2 separate regions of the Homo sapiens genome follow, and region 1 is linked to region 2. The links are chromatin loops, found by intact Hi-C in ENCODE. Cell type or tissue: GM12878. All regions are shown on one strand. Each heading gives the region's core, and the rest is flanking DNA. Links, peaks and the distances in the headings are about the cores only.

The links. A loop is a pair of places that touch in the nucleus more often than their neighbours do. Peaks named below come from ENCODE experiments on the same cell type or tissue, not always from the same donor. Only the 100,000 strongest peaks of a DNase experiment are listed, where the experiment ranks them.
Region 1: a loop joins it to region 2, with 5 times the contacts of the local background. A loop is called at or near these places in 1 of 110 quality-filtered maps.

The regions. Positions count from the first base shown.
Region 1 is chr3:78,825,369-78,836,162 of GRCh38, reverse strand. The region is part of intron 4 of ROBO1 (roundabout guidance receptor 1); the gene reads left to right. Among named protein-coding and RNA genes, the nearest start is that of MIR3923, 680 kb to the left of the region's middle. In GM12878, for the core only: no CTCF peak of the experiment used is centred there; no DNase peak of the experiment used is centred there.
Region 2 is chr3:78,732,200-78,742,993 of GRCh38, reverse strand. All of the region lies in intron 5 of ROBO1 (roundabout guidance receptor 1), which reads left to right. Among named protein-coding and RNA genes, the nearest start is that of LINC02077, 690 kb to the right of the region's middle. In GM12878, for the core only: no CTCF peak of the experiment used is centred there; a DNase peak (open chromatin) is centred at 5,933; H3K27ac peaks cover 665 bases.

The sequences.
Region 1 (10,794 bases), core at 1,192-9,191, 94 kb before region 2:
CTTTCTTATAACTGGAATATGAAAATTAAGGCATTTCTAAGTATTGATTTACAAATTTTACCATTAGGCATATTCTGTCAATCTTTGACAGAGTAAGAGACATCAATTGATTTAGGCAGCATTGTCCAATCATGTATTTTATCATTTGATTTTACTAAAATCCCACATCACTAATTTGTGTACTATACATTTGGTGTAACCCAGTTGGAATAATTCAATTCCATGACAAAATAAGTGAAGTAATTTAAATTTTTCATTTAAGTGCTTAAGGAAAGTATTAAGATGATATGGACAATGTCAGCCCTAACAGTACCATTAATTAGACTTTTGCTTTTCTAAGATAGGAATAATTTTAGTTGAAACCCTAAATATATGACTATGGCTGTAAAATGTTCAATTTGGCGGTCTTACTACATTGAGATGTAGAAGATGAATATAGCAGTTAGAAAATACAGTGAGTTATGCATTTTTCAGTCAATTAAATGTAAGAATTTATAATTCATAGATTGATCATTTTTTAGACAAATTGTCTGCTTAAAACTATGGATATATGCTTTCCCAGTAGGATTTTTACCTAGAAATTACTATTTTGTAATGCAATCTTAAGCACTCCCTATAGGAAATTTAGCAGACAACATTGTAATGTGAAGAATATAGGCTACTGTGTCATAGCAATGTCTTACTTATTTTCATTTGGAGACATTAATAATGTTGCTTATAAACCTGTGGCACTGAATCACTGTCTTTTAAAAATGTAATGTTCAGGTGTCTTGTCTGCCAAGTTATAAATTTCATCTCTGAGTGCTTTTCTGTGTCTTTACTAGCAAATGCTTATCTTGGTGTTTTCTTGGGATAATTTACTTTTCTACTGATTGCCCTTTGTTCCATCTAGAAAGCAAAATAAGACAACATTTGGAGAATATTATTAAATACATAATTTGTAATGACATTACTCACAGAAGAAAAAATATTTTAGTTTCTTGACGTGTGGGGCTTGAGGGAGTGATTGTGATGGAGCCTCCTGTTCTGTGAGTAATGAAAAAACTAGATGACAAAAACATCTGTTTAATATAGAATGGACATTGATTCATCTCTTGGCTTCCCTCTGTTATGAAAGTCCGTCGAAAATGGAAAAATCCCACTAGTAAAACAAATTTAAATGTATTGTTATTAAAGGTGTAGTTGTGGACTCAAGTTGGACTCTACACTTTTTAATTTCATGTCATTATATAAGCAAAAGTTTACATTGTAGAAAAATACTTATGTCTATAATCAGTATGGAAGAAAGAAATTTCTGTACCAACTGTTTAGTGCAACACGATTGTAGTATTATGGAAATATAATCCTTTAAGTAAAAATTTTTAGACCTGCTTTAAAAAAATGAAGTCAAGAATTTGGCTACTTCAGTTGAAAACCAGGTCAACCCCTCAGGTCAGCTTGGTTAGACAGTGCCTAGTAACTCAAGGCCGGATAAAGAAGATTGTCAGTAGATTTAGCAATATTTGTCTTTTAAACTTGGTTTATATTTTTCAAAGAAATTAGCTTGTCTCCATGTTAATAATAGTTCTGATCATTATATAGCATATGCACCCTGATGATGAAATGAATACATATTTGTGGTTTTGATGTTAATATGGAAGTGCTGGAGATGTATTTCTAATAATCAAATATGAAAAGCTCACTTTATTGCTGTCTTTTCCTACATCTAGTTGCCTGCTCTAATATTTGTATTTACTTCCTCTGACCCCCGCACCATCAAGTTATTCTTTCCTTCTGTCCATTCAAACTCTCACTTCCTGTTAACTTTCTTCTAGTAAATACACCTAAGCCGTTCCCACCAAAATAACTTCCTCAAGAACAAAATTTATTCCCAGATTCTCTTTCTCCCTGTGCCCCTTCTTTCTCTCCTCTTTATTAGGACTTTTTGAAAGTTTAGTATATCCTACTTATTTTAGATATTAGCCTTCCATTATCTATAAAAACTGCTTTAATCTTGTTTCGGTCAACACCACTTCATTGTATCTCTTCCTAATTCATTCACTGTTGTCCTTCTCTTTGTAGTACATAAGCGATAATTTTCCATTTCCTACCTTACTGGATCTCCGTACTTTATTTTGAACTTTCATAATATTACTTTGTCAGATTCTGTGAGATTTTATTCTCTTAAATAAGCTTCCCATCCCCTTCTCTCTGCTTATCCCAGAACTGGTGTTTGCCAAAAGTCTGAATGTAGCCCATTGTTTTGTTATTGTTTTATTATTTCTTGTTGGTGCTTTTACTCTGAATATTCCTCCTGGTTTGACTTGTTCAGGATCAGAATGCCAAATATCATGCTGAGTTCTCTTCCCTCACCCCTCAGTTCTTTCTGTGTAGTCTCAGAATTTTTGTACCTAACTGCCTACTGCTTATTGGTCATTTCCACCTTTATTTACCATAAGCACCTAAATCATAGGTAAATGTATGGAACATTAATTGAAGGCCAGGCTCAGAACTAAGTACTTTATGTGTTACTTCATTGATTCCACACAACAATCCTAAGAAAATATCCTGGATTCTCTTTTTCCCTGTCCCCCTTCTTTCTCTCTGCCCCCATTTCTCTCCTCTTTATTGGGACTTTTTGAAAGTTTGATATATCCTAATTATTTTAGTACAATTAAATATATTTTCATTGTTTTGTATAATTAAATATCTTTCATTGTTATTTGTTTTATACAATTAAGATTGGTTTCATACAATTAATTTTAAAAAGATTAAATCTCTTTTTCTTCAGTATTTTTTATATCTGTTGTGAGTGCAACCACGTATCTGGCCCACTAAGCTAAAAACGAAATAATCCTTGACTTTTCCCTGACTGCACTTCTGTCCTATTCCCCACCTCTAATTAACTGTGAAACACGGCTTACTTTATGAACTAGTTTTATGAATGATTTCTAACCTTTTTTTTCATCCTTATTTTTCATTGCCGTGCATTGAGCCCTTATGATCTCTCATGTGGACTATTCTAACAGTGCCTTCACTGATATCCCTTTGAAATCAATCCTGCAGAGAGTGGCCACCGTGATCTATCTAGAATGGAAATCTGACCACATCATTTACTTGTTTAAACATTTGGCTTCTAATTACCTACAGGATAAAGTCCAAGATCCTTAGCATGCGATGTGAGGCCCTCCGTTATCGTGCTCCTGCCAGATCAATGGCCTCCTCTCTAGTCATCCTATACTTTCTAGCTTATTGTATATTAAAACTAAACTGTTAATGGTTTGCTGAATACAGCACCTTGTTTCTCTGCTCTGTGCTTCTACTTGGGTTGTGCTCTATACCAAGAGTGCCTCCTCTCACCTTTGTATTTCCTTTTGGACTTTTCACTGTTATCCTCAAGAAGTACCTCTAAGGTGTTCTTCCTACCTAGCCTAGTTTTTTCTACCAACCTAGTTCACCTAGTTTCCTGCCTAACCTCGTTAGATATCACTCTTCGCTGCTTCAAGAATACTAAAGCAACACTCCTGATATTAACCTACTACTCAGTTTTGTGTGGCAAAACAGAGATCACATCCTATTTGTCTTTGTGTCTCTGGCTGTTAGCACAAAGTTAGCACTTAATTCATGCTCTACAATGTTAGTTGAATAGGTGAGTGACAGAGTTTGTTATCCTCAAGCATCACTGTTTGTTAGTGAGAGGCAGATGTCAAGTAGCTCATGACGTTACCCCTCTTCTGAGTAAAGGAAAAGGAGTAAGATACACCAAGGTCTCTGTGGCCCAGTAATTTAGGCTGAGATCTGCTTTAAAGGCGGAGGCATATACACCTGCATAAATATCTATGTTTACACAAAGAGCAAAAGATGAATCAAGGAAAATATTTTGAGTTTAGAAAGGAAAGAGACTGTGGAGAAAGGTTGAGAAAAGAACCAGCAATTTAAGATGTGTGTAACATTGAATTATCATCTATGAGTTACTGAATGGAGAAAATGAATCTCTTTCAAATGAATAGAAAGATGGATGAGGATCTTTGGGTGACTCTTTTTTGTTTTGAAAATTTAAAACAGCTTCACAGGTAGAAAAAAATAATAAAATTAACCCCCATGTGTGCATTACTAAGTGTTAACAGTTACAATATTTACCAAAGTTGTTTCATTTATCATTTCCTCATACCTGATATGGTTTGGCTGTGTCCTAACCTGAATCTCATATTGAATTGTAGCTCCCATAATTCCCATGTTTTGTGGGAGGGACCCAGTGGGAGATAATTGAATCATGGGGACGGGTCTTTCCTGTGCTGTTCTTGTGATAGTGAATACATTTCACAAAATCTGATGGTTTTATAAAGGGGAGTTCCCTGTACACCCTCTCTTGCCTGTCACCACATAAGATGTGACTTTGCTCATCCTTTGCTTTCCACCATGATTGTGAGGCCTCCCCAGCCTTGTGAAACTGTGAGTCAATTAAAACTCTTTCCTTTATAAATTACACAGTCTTGGGTACATCTTTATGAGCAGTGAGATAACAGACAAATACAATACCACACACTTTTAGTGAATGGTTTTGAGTGGTGAATTAGTCACATATAAACTATCTCATGTCATTTTCTGATAGGTAGGATAATCTGCTATCTCCTCTGTACTGTGCACAACTGAACATCTGTGCTGTGTATTTTATTAGTTAACAAATGCAGTAGGAGACACAGAGAGTATAATGGAGATGAATTCATTTAATATCTCTGACATGCAGTTTACAATCAAAATAAGTACCAAATAAAAACATAAACTACTATTTGCAGGATTTTTTTCCACTTATATATTTATGTATTTATGGAAGAACTTGTAATTTCATTTTTTAGGCAGGTCAACTTTGGTATTTGTGTCACCAAACCTTTACAAGTAATTATTATTGTTTATATCAGAGTTTCCCATTTGTCTGGGAAACACTGAATATGGCTTTAAAACCCAGGGTTACCGGCCGGGCATGGTGGCTCATCCCTGTAATCCCAGCACTTTGGGAGGCTGAGGCGGGTGGATCACGAGGTCAGGAGTTCGAGACCAGCCTGGCCAACATGGTGAAACCCCGTCTCTACTAAAAATAGAAAAATTAGCCAGGCGTGGTGGTGGGAGCATATAATCCCAGCTACTCAGGAGGCTAAGGCAGGAGAATCACTTGAACACGGGAGGCAGAGGTTGCAGTGAGCCGGGACCCTGCCATTGCACTCCAGCCTGGGTGACAGAGCGAGACTCCATCTCAAAAACAAAAACAAAAACAAAACAAACAAACAAACAAAAAACACAAAAAACAACAAAACAGAGTTACCAAAGTAGAAGCTGTGGAGTGGTAGTTCATCAGTAATTATCCAAGCCGTGTTCTAAATCTATTTCTAGATTTATATGCTGGAAACTTTCTGCTAGAAATTCATGAGAATTTCTTTTCCTGTTGCCTCTACTAATTCACAGATTAACATAATGAGTCATAATAATCCCCACATGTCGTGGGAGGGAGCCAGTGGAAGGTCATTTAATTATGGAAACGGTTTCCCCAATCCTGCTCTCATGATAGTGAGTTAGTTCTCACAAGATCTGGTGGTTTTATAAGGGCTTCCCCTTCACTGGGTTTTCATTCTTCTCCTTCCTGTCGCCATGTGAAGAAGGATGTGTCTGCTTCCCTTTCTGTCGTGATTGTAAGGTTCCTGAGGCCTCCCCAGCCATGCTGAACTCTGAGTCAATTAAACCTCTTTTCCTTACAAATTACCAGTCTTGGGTTTGTCCCTATTAGCAGCGTGAGAACAGATTAATACAGTGGATTATAATCTCCAGGGATTCTTCCATCACAGGAGTATGCAACATACATCTGTGTTCAAGTCATGAAGTAATATGGTCAGTGATGAAAGAAACATCAGGAGAGAATATTCTGTTTATGGTAGTGGGCCTTTGTTCTGTTATAATTTGATGCTGAGAAATGTAGGGGTGAACCTTTTAACAATTTAACAGAGACCAAGAGGCAGAAGAGACACATAGAAAGAAAAACGAGACTGGCTGCATGACTGAGCTTTTGTCTCTAGCCATCATGGGCGGATTTGTTTTTCTGACTTTTAATAGAAATTGGATGATGATTATACAAATCCACACTTGGATTTGTGTCACCTTTATATTTACAGCCACACCACACCTATTACGGCTATATAAATTGGGTAGTAAAACCCTGTAAAATTCACCCATAAGTTTGTGTTTATTCATCCTGCCCAATTTCTCTGTTTTTATGTTTTTAAAGCCCTAAGAAAAGGACAGTTTTAAACATGCCAATAATGATAACAAATATTTCTAGATTTCCATCATGAAATATGTTCATACAGCCTGGTCCTTATTTACCCATAGAAACAAGTCACACAACCAACTTCTAACCAGTATTTCTCTTTGTAAGGGAGAATTAGAACTCTTATCTACAACGCTTTTCTTATCTCAAGAGGGAGCATTATGGTTTTCTTCAGGAGTGGAAACAGGCACAAATCTCAGGGCCCATTCAAGAGAAAACAGTAGAGGGGGAAATCATTAGTTCCTGTCGACATAGCCATATTCACGCTATCACAGATCTCCCCTCATGTTGCATGGTGGAGGGGGATGCAAACACACTGACTAGCTCTTATTAGCTACTACACAGATGTCTTGAGGGCAGAAAAATGGACTAGAAGCAAAAAAGGTACAAGACCAAGGCCAGACCAAGCCTACAGAGCTAATCTTGAGCTATCCCCTTAGATTGTGAATGATGCCACTAGTAAAGACAGAAAAAAGAATCAATGAAATTTAACAAGTGTATCTGTAATATATTTTGTTTTCCAAATATATTAAAAATTACACTTGCTTTTTAAAAATGACAGTGTTATAATAACTGTAATTCTTCCGAGATAAAAGGGGAAAAAGCCCTTTTCACTTCATCAAGTATTTATCGAGGACTCACTCTGTTTCAGACACTGCTAGTTTTTTAAAGGGAATTAAATTAGACAATGTAATTACAAATTTATTATCCTACATACTTGAGATGGAAGCTTAATATTATGTTTTTATTACATGACTAAAATCACTAGAATATTCAGATCTTTCTTAGTGTCTTTCCTTACCCGGCTGCAAACCACTGTGCTCTTATGTCATTGAACTTTGCCTAACGGTGCTCTGTAATCTACTAAATGATTCCCTGAGAAACATTCCACACCGCTTCTAACATTAAATAGTTTATTATGAGAATATATGAAAGTTTTTTTTCTATAGTTAGCTAGTTGGTAAACTGCCAGGTTGCACGATTTATATTAGGTAATATTTATATACTTGATTTGATGTATTCTTAGGTCAGGAGCTTTCCCAAATGGGGAGCCACCTATAATCATGGAAAGAACAGGAGACACCAAGATTTCTGACATCCTTCTATGCCTAACAAGCTGTTTGACCTTTGTCAAGGGCAACAGTTTGCTTGTCTTGAAAAATGAGGAGAAGAGATCAGAAATATTCTGAGATCCAATAATGGTTACAATATTCCATGATTCTGACATACCCAAATGATCAAAATTATGAGATTGTGTACTTTGGGATTGAATAGAAAATTTTCATTTCTTTGTAATTAAATTCACACACCTTTCATTATCCCATTTCTATGATGGAAACATTTGTTTTAGGGTTAGTATGGTAGCGTGAAACTTGCCTACCAGTAAATTATTGTTCTTATGCTTGGATACATGCAAGATTTTCCTAGGTCATTAAGCACACACATTTTCAAATGAAGACTACAGCAATAAATTAATGTATTCTAGCAGTGCAATCTGTTCCACTGACCACCTTTTGCCCTATTGGAAATTCTCTGGAGCTTGTTAGAAAATTGGCCTTTAGACAAGATAAAACTACATTCTGGAAGATTAAATATGTGTAACATGGAACTAAAAAATGCAACATCAGTGAAAATCAACTTGCAGAAAATGAAGTTTATGCTGAGAAGAAGAGGAAGTAAAATTAATATTTCAGTCAGATTTCTTAGATACTGGATAAGCTAATCTACCTTCCCACTTTCCACACTGAAACTTCTCTGATTATACAAAGCAAACGAATCTAGCAACAGAGTTTGGATTTACTTTAAACATTTGGGTGGTATACATTAAAATGTTAATAGTATCTGTTTTTATTTTTTCTTAAATTGAGTCTTTCAGCATCATTTGATGGTTAATATTATGTGTCTACTCGGCTATGCCATGGGAACCAAATATTTGATCAAACATCAAAGTAGATGTTACAATGAAAGTATTTTTCAGATTAGATTAACATTTAAATTAGTAGACTTTGGTAAAGAAGATCAACCTCCAAATTGTGGGTGGGCCTCATCCAATCAGTTGAAGGCCTGAAGAGAAAAGGACTGAAGTTCCCTTAGGAAGAGAACATTCTGCCTCCAGACTGTCTTCAGATATGAGCCGCCACATTAGCACATTAGCTCTTCTCTGCGTCTCCAGCCCACTGGCCTATCCTGCAGATTTCAGAGCTTCGAACCCCCACAACAGCATGATCCATTTGTTTAAAATGAATCTCTCTACAGATAGACAGATAGATACACACACATGAACACAAGCACACACACACAACACATTCTTTTTCTCTGGAAAACCCTGAGCAGTATACACTAGAAAAACATGATTCCACAAATAAAGATTGTGGAATATTAGAAAGACCACTGGCATGCACCTGCTATATGAACTTGGATTAGCCTCTTTAACTTTAGAAGCTCAGATTTATTATTTATTAATTTCAGAGATTGAACTACATTTGTAAGTTTTTAGCTTTTTTATTCTTAGAAACAAAGTATTATGGTGTAGTGAAGTAGACTATCCCTTATGTTTTCAAATGAAAAACAGATTTACATATAACAAGACAAGAACTTCCATTCCAAGAAGGCTAAAATATATAGTTTAATCATACTTTGCTGTTTAAACATAGTATTTAGCAGTATTTCCCCACAATTTCACATAAGTTCTTTTATTCTTTTCCTACCCAATTGAAACACATGGATTGAGTATTCTATATTCAATTGAAATTAAAATTAACTTTCTACATGTCTATTTTAGATTTATAATTATATTTGAGGACTATGTTTATAACTACTAGTCAGCATTTAGTTTCCTATTTCCTCTTTGTTTTATATAATATAAATAAAATTTAAGTACGTATAAGTATGTATATGCAAAATCATATGTTAAAACAACTATAGAAACATTGTTGTCCAGTAAAGATGGCAGCTACCAAATTTGAAACATCAACTGTCAGGTTGTGTTACCAGAAAGTTACTTCAGCTGAGGTCCCAATGTTTCAATTCACAATACAAAAACAACTGGAGGGTGTCAATACCTAATGTATAAATGTGTAGGTTGTATAAGAAACAAATATATCGAAGTGATAACTATAATAAACTGCTGTGGTTGAAGCCAGGATTGGAGAACTAGATCCTGCCCTATGCATATCTATCCCTTTACTTTCTTCTTCATAGCAACACTTGAAACAATTCAATGGAACATTTTGCTGTCCAAGAAGCATAGATTCTAAATAGCCTCCATGGTCAATTTCAACTCTTACATTGATTTCAGTAGGGTTGTTGGTGAAGGCAGTATTTTATGCAACCATCTCTCGCCTTGTACACTAAGCAAATGCTTATGCCTCTCTGACTGATCTCTAACATCAGGTTTTTCCACCGAAGTTGAACTGTCCTGAAAAGAATCTCCTTTCCTCAAAAACTATTAATTTTAGTCCCAAATCATGGCATATTATGGCCTCAAAATGAAGCAAATTACAGAGCTAAAACCATTTTTGAGAAAGACGATTCTGTAATGGTTCAATAAACAAAAAGTTCATTTAAGCAATAATGTGCCAGTACACACTAATTATTCTGTAGAATATAATGTGCGTTCTATATTTATTGCAGGATTACATGAGACTAAAGGAGTAATGCTTACAAACTAGCTAGTCTTTTCTGAATCTATTACTGAAGCAGAGTTCCTTTATGTCAGATGATGTGCTTCTGGAAAATTTAATTTGGCTCAAACAACTTCCTTAATGAATTACAGCTGACTTAAGATTTATCAGGGAAAGTAAAATATGCTATAGCTCTGTGGCCATACTACAAACAGGGATATGAGTATGCTGATTCAGAGATTTTTGGATATCTGAGATGGTAGGCATTATGTTTTGAATGTAGAATGTTTTCTTCCAGTAGTAACCACAGCAAAGTAATCTTTGTGAATACTTCAAGTCTTTCAAAATCTTAGCAGGAGTCATCATTCCTTTTATTTAATGAAAATCCTTGGGATATGACAGATTTAATTAAGGCATTGAGATTGAACAGTATCAGCACATTTTATATGACATGATTGTCCCAGAGAGAATATCACTTTTGCACTTGATAACCAAATCAGATTTACATGAAGCTGCAGTTTCTTGAATTTGAAACAGAGCTGACATATAGGTAATGTATGTTGTCAGGTAGGGATTCTGTTAAACGTCTTATGCCAAGAGTGACACCTACTATGGGTGCATGTACCCAGTCTTTCTCTTCATAATGATAGGATTTAAGGGACAGATCAAACATCAACAGTAGAAAATGTATTTTGCTACCATCTTGCTTTCTAGAGAACTGATGGCCTGTCTTTATGAGCACCATCTCTTTGAAGACACACTTGGCTGTCTTCGAATAGAGTTCTGTTGGGACTGGGACATTTCTAACTCCTCTCCTTAGAAAGACTGGTTAAGGTCATCAGCTACCTGTTTTGCATGTTTTGTTTCAGGACTCTT
Region 2 (10,794 bases), core at 1,755-9,754:
GGAACTCCCTGATGTATCATATAGTGAACTAGATGACATTTTATTGCTTATGCCAAAATATGTAATTTATTATAGAATCTTCATTTACTTTTGCTGTCTAAGGGGATGCTGTCCTCTAATTAAAGAGCACCAGTTCCCCCACGCCATCAGTAGCTTCTAGTCAATGTAAGAACCACCTACAACAAGGAATCAAACAGTTTAAAGTTGTAAAAACCTATGACTATGAAATGATGCCAAGATGTTAATATATAAATAACTTTTAAATCATTTACATGCTGCCAAAATGATGATCCATGATGGTGTTCCATATGCTAGGAAGTTGTAACATCTGAAACTTTTACTATTTCTAAGACCATCTGTGTGTTTTGTATAAATTATGACTGTGGAACTGATAAAACACTGGAGGTAAAAAGCACATTTATACATTTGGGAAAAGGAATACATTAAAAATCAGCAGTTTGGGTTCAAAATCACTGATCTTATGTAGATCATAATTGTTTTTGTTTTATTTTCTTCCTTTAGGCAAAACTGAAATTGAATAATTAAAACAAAAACTTAGAACATAAACAGAATACATGACATTATTTCCAGTTTTTTTTTTAATAGTGAAAATAAATTCTTAAAACATGTTGGTTATTAGTCATTGTACGTGATTCTTCTTTCCTAAGCTTTGTATTCAAATGAGTGTTTTCATCTCTGTTGTTAATGTACTTTGCCAAATGTGCTGAGTGCAGATGAACAGAAGATTAAAGCACATAATATCGTTATGAAAGACAATTGAAGATTGCATGCTTATTGCTACAGTTTTGGTTATAGGAATTTCTAGAGTTCTTTAATGTGGTGGCTTTCTTTGTTGAAAATTTAAAGTACACCTCTCCCAGCTGTGAGAACAAAGACACACCCTACAAAAAGGGGAAATATGTAGTTGAATTATAGCTGCACCTGTATTTTTTTTAAGTTCTTAATTCATTTCTTCTTACATTGACCTGGATTCTGAGCCAAATTTTAGATCCTGGATGATTATAAACCAGGAATATATAAATAACATTTTCTTATTCTCTTACATGATAGGAGAGTCTTTTAGAACTTTTTTGGCACATATTTCTTAGAATCATTTGAAAGAGGCCTTAAATGATGTTTGTCTCTAGTGTTCTTTCTTTTCTAGACATTAGTATTTATATTTAGAGTCAGAAATAAAAGTAGTTTAACTGGTAGGCTAGATTAAATTGATTTACTTCATGTGTTTGAGACTTAATCATATCCATCATTGTTAATAAATGAAATTTTCTTATACAGATGAATCGGAGGACTAAAGTGTTCTTTTGGATGTCTTTGAAAATACCTCACAAAGAGCGATTTTTAAAAATTTCACTACTTTTTAGAAATATTGCATTTAAGTTCAAGATACTTTATTAGGGTGGAAAAAAGAAAATACTAAGATTGGGAAAAAGTTAACACCAAGTATTGAAAAAATAATTATTTTGTTCAATCTAAAAACTAAAATTGCCTTCCTCATTAAGGAAAAAGTTAAAACATTTAAAGTAGACATCACAAATATTTTCCTAGTTTGTTTGTTTTAAAATTTGCCACTTATTCTATGTTTGTTTTCTTAGACAATTTTAATATTTTTATCTCAGCAAAAAAGTAAGTTTGTTATAAATTAGCACAGTTTCTTTGGGTCACAGACAATTGCACCAAGTTCCAGGCATCAATTTCTCATACTTTGTATTGGATTTCTATAAAATGAACCTGGTGGTAGCTGCAGGAATTGCAGGCATAGAGATGAAATTGCTGATCTCTTATGGAGGATGGCTTATAAATAAAATTTATTTAATTGACTATTACAAGCATAAAAACAAATGTGCTTATGAAATAAAATATTAAGGTATTTAATAGTACCTAGGTGATAACTGATGAGACAAGAGCAACTGTATAGTTTATCTTAATATATGTTAAAAATAAGATCATAAATCAATACCATTATACTAACAGAAAATGATACTTTTGTGTATTTATATGAGATCTGCTAATTGACAAGTAGTAATTAAACCTTTTGTTTTAGATTAGTAAATGAATATTTACAGAAACAATAGTATATTTTCAATATCTGTTCATAGTATATATGATATGTTTATTGAATGTTGCAAGTTAGGATTTAAGGCCTTGTATTTAGCTCTTCTGCATAAGTGTGTCATGAAAGTCAATTGAAAAAAGTTCCTTTTGCCAGGCGCGGTGGCTCATGCATGTAATCCCAGCTCTTTGGGAGGCCAAGGCAGGCAGATCACCTGAGGTCAGAGTTCAAGACCAGCCTGACCAACAGGGAGAAACCCCGTCTCTACTCAAAATACAAAAAAACTAGCCAGGCGTCATGGTGCATGCCTGTAATCCCAGCTACTCGGGAGTCTGAGACAGGACAGTCGCTTGAACCTGGGAGGCAGAGGTTGCAGTGAGCCGAGGTCGCGCCATTGCACTCCAGCCTGGGCAACAAGAGTGAAACCCTGTTTCAAAAAAAAAAGAAAGAAAGAAAGAAAGAAAGAAAGAAAAAAAGAAAAATAAGAAATAAGTTGCTTTTTAATCTGAAAAATTTTAAATAAAAATTATTTAAATTTATTTAAATTTTATTTTATTAAATTTAAATAAATGTCAATTTTTAGAGAGAATAATAACAATAGCTATTGCATATTAAGAACTTGCTATGTATTATATGTTTTATATCATCTCATTTTATCCACTTGAAAACACAGTGCCTAAGCTATTTTCTTTACATTAGGGTACACTTATACTTGTCAATTTAGTCTTATGAAGAAGGTGAAGAAGAAGGAGATGATGATGATGATGATAATAGTAAGCACTTATTATAGCACTTGCTGTGTGCCAGGTCCTATTACAAGCACTTTATGTATATTCACCCATTTAATCCTGCCAACAATCTTGTCAGTTACATACTAAAAATTCTGCTAATGCAGTCACTACATCTAAATTGGCTGGTTAGGGAAGAGAGGGCAACCAAGGGGGCACTTGCATTTTTTTGACTCATAACATTTTTTATAGGGTCCTATAGATTCTGCAACATATATAACAACTCTGCTATGCTATCAGTGCAAATTTTGACTCAGGATGACAGTATCTCTTAGTTTCCATTATGAAGTACTGTTTTTAATGTTCAATGATTTGGAGAGATTAGTTCACAGAATGGAAGTTGTGGTGGTCTTGAAACCGGGGTTTGGCATGTTCAAGAACTAGTCCATATTATGTTCAGTATTGAAATCTATAACATAACAAAGGTTTTTAAATTTGAAAAATTGAGTAGTTTTTTAAAAGATGACACAGAAATGGTCAAATTTGGCCAAATATTATAGCTCAGACAACCTAAAATTATTTATTCTGAAGACTAGAAGTCTTACCTAAAAAGATAGTAGAGGTTATCTAAAGAAAACAATTAACTGTCATCATTTGCCACTTAGGAAAAGAAGGATTTATGTTGAAAAGGATATTATAAATCAGTAAGTTATTCAACTGAATATGCTTTGTAGTTATCAGTCCAAATTGTGAGTTAGCCAGGTTCTAATATCATTAGCTGCACACATTTCAAAAGTTATTGTTGAAAAAAGTAAGCAATTATGAGATATTATATAACAAATGAAAAATTGAGTTAAGTAAAATATTATTAATGTAGTGACTGGGGAATTTTGTATAGATATAATAAAATACAGTAAAAACTAACACATTAGCAACACAGTATAAATATTAAGCTCTGCCTAGACTCAATTCTGAAATTTCAAAAATATTTTCTTCATGATAACCTTTGTCGATCATTTATCCCGAATTATTTCATTTTATTAAGAAGAAGAGCTTAAAAGACACTCATCTTTTCATGCTTCAAATTCTGAGCTGATATGAGCCTTTGTGACTTAAGCATTTTTGAATGACTTATATTATTCCTTGAGATAAGTTATGCTGAGTTGTTTATTCTTCTTCCTACTGTCCTTACAGTAGCATGCCACAAATATTCTCTATGTCTACAACTGTTTTTACTTGATTGAAAAAATAATTTAGATGATGGGGAAAGAATTTGTTTGTAAGATATTTATTTTCATCAAAGCTGTTATCCAATCAGTAACTATTTTTTTCATTTCATCTACTTATTGCATAGCTGAATTAAGATTTTATCCATTCTTCTTTGCAAAAGGTAGAAAAAAAATTTACAGCATCAGTATGCTTTAGCATAATGAACAAGTATATTTAGTAGTTTTTTCTTAAGATTTTTACCTTACCTAGGAAAACCAACCATTCTGGTTTGCCCAGGATGGTCCTGGTGTTAGAAATGAGAATTCTATTCCCAGGAAATCTCTCAGGTCTGGGAAAATGGGGACAGTTGGTCACTGTAATCCTAGATGGTTTAAACGAATTGTTTTGTGTATGAGTGATAGTGAATAACAAATCACATTTATATAAGGTAAGTAAAAAATAGCTAAAATATATAGAAGGGTTTTATCTGTATCATTTCTTTCAAAAGCAAGTTAAAGTTTTGAAAATCCATAATGAAGATAGGAGAACAATTTAGTTATGCAGTAAAAAACAAAACAAAACCAATAAACCAAAAATAACTATTTAACGCTTCCCATTCCCATGCTGACGAGGTAAAATTATTAGAATGGAGTATGTCATCAGGTCTTTTCCTAGTCCTTTTCTGCTTCCTGTGTGTCTTTGTAGGTTTCTTTGATTTCCATTGTTGGTGTGATATTTTGGTAAAAAGCAGCTGACTCACATCCCATCCAAATCCCCAGTGCCCTTCAGATCCTTCACAAATTTGGCATTCAGCCCACTCCTTGCCAATTGCTTCCTTTCCTCCCAATTCCCACATGTCTCCTTCCTACGCCATCTGCTTCTCCTCCCTTCCTTCGATTAGTGCTTTCGTCTGCTCTTCCAATTTCTTTCATTGTTCAATGTCTTTTGCTTCCTCTTCCCCTCCTCTCCCCTAGAGGAAATTAACATACTTAATACAGCTGATGTCATAAAGCCCCTTTTCCCTAAGAAGTTAAATTTCTGTTTCTGCAAAATAAATACATAGCTCTGTTGTGTGAAGGTCAAAGGAAACCTGAGTAGTAAACCTGAAATAGATTTTTTTGGGGTTCATCTTACATAAAGTGTCAATGCATATTATGTATTCTATTTATTTTCCAAAATAAATTTTCTATTTGGGATTTAAATATGGTAAGTCAACACAACTTTATTGTACCAGTCATTGGATTGAATAAATGACTTAAAAATAATTTTTCCTGTCTATCTTAATTTTTATATTTAATAATTGAAACACTGGGGATTAGTAGAACAAAGCATAGGCTTGGGCATTATAAGACCACATTATAATTTCAGGTTTCAACACCTATTAAATGCCTGATCTTATGGAAGACATTTGATCTCTATACATTTCATTGTTTCCATCTGTGAAATGAATTGTCTAATCATACCTAGATTAGTTCAGTGTGTCGTTGAGGGAATTCAGCGAGAAAATGCATGTTAAATGTCATTGTAAATGGTGACACACTTAATACCTATTAGTAATGGTGTTCTCTTTATTATTGTTGTTAGTATACCTATTTGAACTCTGAATATATTTAGTCATCTAAATCTTGATGGAAAAGGAAAATCCAAAACTACTCATGCCATAACAATTCCAATTTTCTTCAAGAAGCAAGAAGATGATATAAATGTATGTGAACGAAGATCCAGCTTTCTATCTCCTCTGCCTGTACTTCTATCTATATCTGATTCACCACTGTGAGAATTTTCAGTTGCCACAGAATCACTAGGGGTATTTTGGGTGAACATTATGAGTAAGTAAAGTGTTTAGACTAACACTGAAATTAAGAAACTGATTCAAGTTCTATGTGTACCTTTATTGGGCAATGCTATCATCAACTGGTTATTCCACAGGAGAATTCTGTCCTAATGCCCTAAAGGTACCCACCATGTGTAATGAATCAACTTCTTTCCCATGCATCGAGAACAGTTCTAGTTACGTATTATCCTTAGGGGAATTGAGAAATTATGTGATTCAGATGCAAAGTACTGGTTAAGAAAGGCTGGTTTCTCTTCTCAAGGAACATCCTGAAACTTTCCACACACTTGCAATTTTATTTAAATAATTACACATACACTTATCATGTTTGGACCCTGAAACTAGAAAAAAGAAAGCCAAGCATTTTACACCTACCTGTGAAGTCCAAGCACTCTTTTGAAAGGATTGCAGTAAACTAAAGCATTCTCAGTTCTGGCACACAAATTAGTTTAGATGACAATACAATTAAAAAGATAATTTCAGTGAGCATTGGGTTCTTGCTCTGTCTTTTCACTATTCATATGTTACATGTGCATTTGAAAGCTTGCATGCCAACAGCTTGGTATACCGATATATGAGAGTCTTGGCATGTGGTTTTCTATCTGTAATGTTCTGTTCTTCTACCCACTTTGTCTAACACACTCATTTTTCAGATCTCAAAGACAACTTCCTCAGAGGAGCCATCAGCAAAATCCCACCCAAATACCCACACTAGATTTCTTCTTCCTGTTATCTGTTTGTTTTCCTTTTACCAAGTACTTCTCTTATAATCTATTCTAAATTATGATTTATATATTACTTATCTAATACACATAAAACATATGAAAGTCCACCTGTATTCCTCATGTCTGTCTTATGTTCGAAGCTCATGTGTTCGAAAAAGTGTTAAATGAATGAAATATAAGTCAGAAATTTAGTCTTTTAGGGTACTCAGGAATGAAAAGTTGCTAATTTGAATATATATGATTTTGTTAATTTTATTTCCACATACAATTACGTATTTCTTATCTTACTCTCCGACAAAATGGGAAGAGAGTATCATCCACACCATTTCTTTTTTCTAAAACATGATTTTTTTTGGCTTAAAAATAGGAGATACTACACAAGTTAATTATGTGAGTAAATACATTGCTATAAGTGTGACATACTGATATAGAATCTTAGAGATGGAGCTGAGTTGAGAGATTGTGAATAGGCAAGGTCCTTCGTTTTCAGGGAGAAATAGATGCCAAGCCCGTTGGTTTACGCTGAGTCACATAATGGATTAGTGTGGAGTCTCCCATCGTAAGAGTTCTTCCTGGGATTTTTCCCCTGACAGACTAGATCTGATCAACCCATCTAAAATGACACTTAAATTTGATTACGATATATCTTAACAAAAAACTCAACAACAAAGGGTTTTCATGGATTTATTTCATATAATTTTTCCATTTGTTTTGTGTTCTAAATTTAGTATTTCCTATCTTGGTAACAGCATTGAAAATAGTATTTTAAATATATAGGGTTTAATAAATTTCCCTGCTTATTTATCCGTTAGGTATGGGGATGGCCTTATGTTGATTTAATTATTTTGTACATTCTGCATGTTATTACGAACATATAGAAATTCATCTTAAATGACTGAATATTGGAGGTTGTCACACAATCTCATTCAAAAAAGAAAATAAATTGCAGCAATTTAAATAGTAAGTTAAGCTTAATCTATGACCATCTTGGGAAAGGTCTGTTATGTCCAAAGCACATTTTTGAAACTGCCCTAACAACCAGACCTTGGTCAAGTCTGGTCAATTGTTGAAAATATTCAGATAATGATATCTTCTTTGCCTGTTTATTAGGATCCTTATGAGAATCAAACCACAGTAGTCAAAAGTATTTTGAGGACTGTTGATAACAGCCTCATTATAAAGCGTTATTTTAAGTTCTCCTGTCTTGATTTTCAGTTCATGTTCATTCTACACTGAATTTAATAACTTGGAGAGGTGAAAGATATTTAACTTCAGAAATTAAAGCAAACCTTTTGAATGAGATATTTCGTGGATCAAAAAACCAAACACTTGTAAAACTGTAGTATATCCTGTTTTGATCAATGTATAGGTTTACATCAATATATAAGTCTCAATGTGTAAGATATATACCTTTATGGGCTTTATAATGTATAATCTGCATGCCCATTTTTGTCCAGGTCCTTTGAGACATAATTTTAATTCCTTATAAAGTGCTTATATCTTTACGTAAACTGACTCCAGGACCATAGTCGGGGTGCAGTGTGTTTAGATGCAGAGGTAAGGTAGTAGAGACCAAAGATTGCCAGACAAAATATTTTCTAGTTCAACAAATAATCTCTGGTGCTTTTGGGAAACAATATACTATATATTTTCAAGTTTCATCTAAGTACTATAATGAACTTATATATGAATTAAAGTCCTCAGTTTTGATATCATGCCATGTTGACATGCTATCCTACTTTGACTGTTGCAAACTGTTTGTTAGTATTCTCTTAAATCTCCTGAGATGATTCTGGAGGTTTTTTTTTTTTTTTCCCCCAAATGGATTTCCCAAAAAACAAGTCTTTTGGTTTTATTTGTTTGTTTGAGACAGGGTATCTCTCTGTCGTCCAGGCTGGAGTGCTGTGGTGTGAACATGGCTCACTGCAGCCTCAATCTCCTGGGCTCAGGTGATCATCCCACTTCAGCCATGTGAGTAGCTGGGACTACAGTATGTGCAACCATATCCAGCTATTTTTTTTTTTTTTTTGTGGCGGTGGGGTCTCACCATGTTGCCAAGGTTGGTCTTCTGTAGGGCTGGGATTATAGGCATGAGTCACCACACTCAGACCCAAAACAGTTTTGCATACTTTTCCAAAAGTTAGTTCCACTCACATGTTAGTTTCAGTCAAAGTAACATTAGATGACATAGAGGACTGCCTCACCAAGTATGCCTATGCTGCCTTCCACATGGAATTCCGCCAACTCTTGAAAATCACTGAGATGAAACCTGATATGGTTGCATGCTGCTAGTTAGCATCCATGATCTATTAGTCAAAATAGACCTTCCAGAAAGCAGAAAGTGTCTCAGAAATTGGAGTAATCAGCCAAAAAGAAAGTTGTACTTCATAATTCAAAATAATACAGTATATTAAGCAGAAGTGCTGTATTAAAATGATACAAAATGAACACACATGGTCAAATAACAAACCTGCAATAGGAATTTTGGATTAGGTTGCCACCCCAGCATAGAAAGCAGACATGCAAATGTTGTTTCTTCTCTTACTTTTTTCTTAAAATATATGCTTACACAAGCAGCTAGAGTTTCTTCAGTTTCCAGGCACTTTGATATATCTGATCAGGCCATTAAATTTCTCCCAATAGCCAAGGACTAGTGGGATGTTACTACTGTCAGGGAGCACTTTGTTTAATTATAGGTTAAAGTAGTTTGCCAAATTAAAGGCACAATCTTTTGTGGGTTCATGGATGATGTCCTAAATAGTTTATTTAATTCTCAATGTTCCATTAATCAGATGAAATATTTCTCTAAAATATAGTTTTAGAATTTATCTCAAAGAATTGTTTATACATTTTATCTTTAATTTGGAAAAAATATTTAAATATCAATACTTTTTAGTAATTCCCTATTTTTAAAAAGTTTACTTTTCTAATTGCTTGTAATCGTTCTGATTGCTTATGATAGTATGGACGGCATTTTTTTCTTTCTGTGGACATCAAGCAAAATGAATTGTAATCTTTAAAAAAAAACAAATAGTACATTCAAAAGGGCATTTGATTTTACAAGATATTGTAAACAATAGCCTTTCCTTAAAACAGAGTCCAAAATGCAGAAATCAAAGAAATTTTCTTAAGGCTTTTAGTTTTCAATTATTTTTAATCTGATCACTTTACAGGGGATTGAGATTTCCTTTTCATTACTTGCAATTGGTGAAGATTAACATTATTTCTTCATCTTGCCCACATTATCACTTTTATTTAAATATTGTCTCTCAAAGAATAATTCTAAGTTTTATGGTGAGGCTAATATCTCCTCAATCAAATGCTGATTCTGCAATTCTTTTGTTTAAAGGTTAGTTGCTTTAACCAAACAGCTCTTGGTAACATCTGACCACTTCAGTTTTTATCTCCTTAAAACCAAAGAATTTGATAATATGATAAATTGTACACTTGTAAAATAATCTGTTGTGCATTAACAAAATTACTACCAGATGGTACAGGTTTACTCTTCTTAAATCTTACAAATCGAGGTGATCACAAAGCTTTAAAAGCCTATTGCATTAGAAACAGGCTTTTGTTTAAGTCACCTTTAAGAGCATCATATTGTATGGGAACATTTCAAAAGCAGTTGAGCTTAATCTGTATAATACTGGCTGGAAATAATGTAAATTTGTCTCTTTGAGTGGATAGAGTACAATTTACTAAGGAATCCATGATTTCTTATTCCTTAGCCTATTCACATGCATGGTGTCACTCTTCTCTCACCTCGATATATGACATCACTGTATTGTTCCATGCATCATGTATATAAAAGATCATGCCACATTTCCCCATCTTTATTAGGGAAGCTTATAAATATTCTGATTAACCTTTAAACATTCATGATAATAAGCACATGTTTGCATGGGAAGAGAAGAGGCATTCTTCTTCATAGAAATGTATGTGGGATATTTACCTTACAACATTAGTCCTACAGACAACACATGCAAATATGAAATGTAAACATACACATTGTTTTTTTTCTGCTGACAGTTACATGGACTAATGGCCATTAGGTTGGATGTCCAGATTGGTTAGGCTTAAATATGGGGTGTGCTGGAAGGGGGAACTTCAATGTAATATGCTTAAGGAGGTCCATGGATAGCACCTATTTGTTCTTCCAGCCATTCAGTTTGGGGATCTATACGTTTTAAAAATATTGTGAATTTGTAGTTTATGGCGTGAGAAGCA